Linked DNA regions of Homo sapiens: region 1 is linked to region 2. The links are chromatin loops, found by intact Hi-C in ENCODE. Cell type or tissue: B cell. All regions are shown on one strand. Region 1 overlaps PTPN12 (protein tyrosine phosphatase non-receptor type 12). Region 2 has its middle 48 kb from the start of GSAP.

Evidence for each region. Peaks named below come from ENCODE experiments on the same cell type or tissue, not always from the same donor. Only the 100,000 strongest peaks of a DNase experiment are listed, where the experiment ranks them.
Region 1: it touches region 2 in a loop (2.1-fold over the local background); 1 of 110 quality-filtered maps calls a loop at or near these places.

Annotation. Positions count from the first base shown.
Region 1 is chr7:77,573,754-77,576,253 of GRCh38, reverse strand. The region is part of intron 2 of PTPN12 (protein tyrosine phosphatase non-receptor type 12); the gene reads right to left. Among named protein-coding and RNA genes, the nearest start is that of PTPN12, 38 kb to the right of the region's middle. In B cell, no CTCF peak of the experiment used is centred here; no DNase peak of the experiment used is centred here.
Region 2 is chr7:77,462,741-77,465,240 of GRCh38, reverse strand. No RefSeq gene overlaps it. Among named protein-coding and RNA genes, the nearest start is that of GSAP, 48 kb to the right of the region's middle. RefSeq lists a silencer at 1,353-1,432. In B cell, no CTCF peak of the experiment used is centred here; a DNase peak (open chromatin) is centred at 1,440.

The sequences.
Region 1 (2,500 bases), 110 kb before region 2:
GTTCATCATTCATACAATGGAATATTATTCAACAACAAAAAGGAATGAACTATCGATGCATGCTACATCGTGAATGAATCTTTAAAATGTGTTAACAAGAGGCTGGGCACAGTGGCTCAAGCCTGTAATCCCAGCACTTTGGGAGGCCGAGGCAGGCGGATCACGAGGTCAGGAGTTCGAGACCAGTCTGGCCAACATAGTGAAACCCTGTATCTACTAAAAATAACACAAAAAATTAGCCAGGCATGGTGATGTGCGCCTATAATCCCAGCTACTCAGGAGGCTGAGACAGGAGAATCTCATGAACCTGGGAGGCGGAGGTCGCAGTGAGCCGAGATCATGCCACTGCACTCCAGCCTGGGCAACAGAATGAGACTTCATCTCAAAAAAAAACTGTTAAAAGAGCTAGACACAAAAGACTATATATTGTATGATTACATTTATATTAAATTCACAGAAAAGGAAAATCTATACAGACAGAAAGCTGATTAACAGCTGCCCAGGGCTGAAGACTCAGATCTTTTAGGGGTGATGGAAATGTCCTAAAACTAGATTGTATTAATTGTTGCAAAACTCTATAAATTTACTTTAAAAAAATCATTGAATTGCACAATTAAAATGGATAAATTTCATGGGTATGTAAATTATACCTCAAACCTGTTTTAAAAATTCTATTTCTGCAAGCACTGCACATGTTAAAACATGCAAAGGAAGTTAGTGAATTAAATTCTTCTCCATCTTATTTTTTGAGACAGTCTCGCTCTGTTACCCAGGCTGGAGTGCAGTGGTGCAATCATAGTTCACTGCAGCCTTGACCTCCTGGTCTCAAGTGATCCTCCCACATCAGCCTACTGAGTAGCTGGGACCACAAGTGTACACACGAGAGAGAGAAAGAGAGAGTATGTGTGTGTGCGTGCGTGCGTGCGTGTGTGTGTTGAGTTTTGCTATGTTGCCCAGGCTGGTCTTGAACTCCTGAGCTCAAATAATCTGCCCAGCTTGGCCTCCTAAAGTGCTGGGATTACATGCATGAGCCACTGTGCCCGGGCAATGAATTAAATAGTTATCTAACAGTAAATAAGCACATATCTCTCAGTACAATTACTTTCAATATAAATTTCCAGGCCAGGTGCAGTGGCTCACACCAGTAATCCTAGTACTTTGGGAGGCTGAAGCGGGTGGATCACCTGAGGTCAGGAGTTTGAGACCAGCCTGGCCGACATGGTGAAACCCTGTCTCTACTAAAAATACCAAAAAATTAGCTGGGCATGGTGGCAGGTGCTTGTAATCCCAGCTACTTGGGAGGCTGAGGCACGAGAATTGCTTAAACCCGGGAGATAGAGGTTGCAGTGAGCCGAGATCCCACACTGCACTCCAGCCAGGGCGACAAGAGTGAGATTCTGTCTCAAAAAAAAGAAAAAAAAATCCCAAGTCAAAATAACTAGAAATTTACTGGAGACCTACTTATCAAACTTTAAATAACTTAAAGGAAAAAAGGCACTGTCAATCTGATTACTGCACAGTAATTAAGAACTCAAGCTCTTGGACAAGGTCTCTCAACGCTGACACTCATATATTTTGGCGAGAAGTCTTTGTTTGGGGAAGGGGGCTGCATCCTATGCACTGCAGGATGTGTAGCAGTATTCCTAGCCTCTACTTGTTAGATGCCATTAGCAGCCTGTCCACTCCCATACCCCAGTTGTGACAACCAAATCTCTCCAGACATTGCTAAGTGTCCCTTGAGAGGCAAAATCACCCTAGTGAAGGCTTTAAAACCGCCTGTGTTTAAATTCTTACCCCACAATATTTAACTGTGTGACAAGCTTTTTAACCTCTCTGTCTCAGTTTCCTGTTTGCAAAATGGCACATAACAGTACTTACCTCAGAGTTTTGCTGTGATGATTATGGTAAATAATCCATTTATCACAGAAATCAGCAAACAATACAAATCAGAACTTTCAGAGGACCAGTTTAACACTACACCACTAACCTTTCCCACTACCCCAGCCAAAACTGTAAACTTACCCTTCTATTCTCTGCTTTCTCCCTATCCCTCATTCGAACCACACTCTCAATAACACTAATTACCACCACATGACAGACCATATATGTTAATATGTATCGTCCATCACCTTGACTAACATATAAGCTCCACAAGGGCAGGGATTTTTGCCAGTTTGTTTTTTGTTGCATTCCCAGCATACAGTACACCCTCAGAAGCTTTCTGTAAAATGAGTAAATGCCAAGGGAGGCGGATGACCTGACGTTAGGAGTTCGAGAGCAGCCTGGCCAACATGGTGAAACCACGTCTCTACTAACAATACAAAAATTAGCCGGATGTGGCAGCGGGTGCCTGTAATCCCAGCTACTTGGGAGGCTGAGGCAGGAAAATAGCTTGAAGCTGGTAGGCAGAGGTTATAGTGTGCGGAGATCGCACCACTGCACTCCAGCCTGGGCAACAGAGCAAGACACCGTTTCAAAAACAAAGAAGAAAATGAAACAT
Region 2 (2,500 bases):
CAAGGCATATGGAGAAAACAAAAGGTTCAAGTTAAAAGCATGCCTAAATATGTCTCATTTAATGAACTTAATAGACTTGCAGAAGTTTCCCACTAATGTAGTATTGTTTACAACTTATCTCCATAACGTCTATTGAGTTATGCCTTTCCCATTTGATTCAAACTTAGGCAAATTGACATTTGTGAGTACATTTTACTTCCAATCACACCTATCATAGTACATAACTCAAGTCCTAAATTTGAATTAATATTGCGTTAAAATTCCTTGCCTTCTTCTGATACGCTTAAGAAAGATGATGATACTACTCAACTACATTTTTGGACACTTAGGATAACTCTTACTATTTAAAAACAAAACTGAGAACTGAAATTCTACTAACCAGAAGAATTGACTGTAAAAGTGACTCGCCCAATTTGGTGGTCACCCTAGTTTTTAAAAATGAGGTTTGAATGGAAAATTGTAAAAGCAAAAGACTATTAATAATGGCAGGAGGTGGGTGTATGAACAGGTGTAGTAGATTATGGTGCAGATATGTGAAATTGCTGTAATTTTAAAGAACCACATCCCCATTTTTTTGTTACCTTCTTAACAAATGGTGGTTTTATGATTCAGAAAAAGATATGCTAAATATTGAGACGAGACTATCAGAATATTTTGCTTTCAAGAGGGTGGGAAGAGTTCAACTTAAAATGTTAGGACTCAAAAATAAAAATGAGTATTATTTGTTTGAATCTGAATTTTACTGCAGTGAAGGAGATTAAACATTTTCACAAGCATTTATAATGACCATGACCAGAAAGACCTGGCCATTGTGATTTCTTACCTGAGTTTCTGCACCAGCTTGCTAACTGGTTTCCCTGTTTCCAATATTGATTCTCTATTCTGCCAACAAATTGACCTTCTAAAACACAAATCTGATCATGACCTTCTTCTGTTAAAACACCTTTAGTGAATTCCCACTGCCTTCAGAACAAAATTCAAATCTTTAGCATGACATAAAGGGTTCTTCATCATCTGACATCTGCCCTTCTGTTTAGCCTTATCTGCCAGCATGCTTCCTCGCTTCAATATAACTTTTTTTTTTTTTGAGACGGAGTCTTACTCTGTTGCCCAGGCTGGAGGGCAATGGCGTGATCTCGGCTCACTGCAACCTCCTGGGTTCAAGCGAGTCTTGTGCCTTAGCCTCCCAAGTAGCTGAGACTACAGGCATTCACCACCATGCCTGGCTAATTTTTGTATTTTTTAGTAGAGACAAGGTTTCACTATGTTGCCCAGGCTGGTCTCAAACTTCTGACCTTAGGTGATCCGCCTGCCTTGGCCTCCCAAAGTGCTGGGATTACAGGCGTGAGTCATTGTGCCAGCCCAATATAAGTTCTTGGTCATGCTGAACCAATTTTACTTCCCCATACTCACCTCGCTTTGTCATCACACTTTCATAACTCTGCAGATACTGCCCCTCTTTCTTGGACTGACTTTCCTCACTTCATGTGGGAAACTCTTATTCATCCTTTACTCAGCGACCATCTCCTTTCTTGATTTGTACCCACTCCTCCGGTTTGGTGTTAGCCCATTATGCCTGTTGCGTATTCTGATGCATACACCATTGCATACTTCGTCTTACTCTAAATCTTAACTTCTTCACTGCTCTGTAATGCAATTGTCTGTCTTTCTCTAGACTGAGACCTTCTAGAGGAAAGATCTGCGTCTTCTTTATCTTTTTCCCTCAGCACTTATTATAATGCCTGGCACGCAGTAGGCATTCTGTAAATGTATGCTAAAATAATCAATGCATAAATAGTCCAGAAAAGTTCAACATGGACTAACTTTAAAATGAGATTAATTATGACAATTGTTAGTTCAAATTTTTTTAATTAAAAAATTCTTTACTATTAAATCAAGCCAATTTAAGCTTTCTGGGATGATATACAGAGACACACTACACAGCACAATGGTATAGCAGAAAAGAAATTATTTACAAGGATTGTTTAGAGTAAAATCAAATCTCTATTTTAACAAATATATGAGATAAACTATATCTTTATGATTATTTTTTGCTGTAAATGTATTCATACCAGGACAATTGTCACATTTAAAATTCTCTAAATAATTTTGGCACAGGTGAAATCTTCTAACGTTGTTAAGTCCCTAAGCTCTTTTTCTTTCTTTTCTTTTTTTTTGGAGACAGAGTTTTTGCTCTTGTTGCCCAGGCTGGAGTGCAATGGTGCAATCCCGGCTCACCACAACCTCCACCTCCTGGGTTCAAGCGATTCTCCTGCCTCAGCCTCCTGAGTAGCTGGGATTACAGGCATGCGCCTCCACGCCCGGCTAATTTTGTATTTTTAGTTGAGACGGGGTTTCTCCATGTTGGTCAGGCTGGTCTTGAACTCCCAAACTCAGGTGATCTGCCCACCTCAGCCTCCCAAAGTGGTAGGATTACAGGCGTGAGCCACTGCACCTGGCGTTTTCTTTTCTTTTTTTAGACAGGGTCTCTGTCACCCAG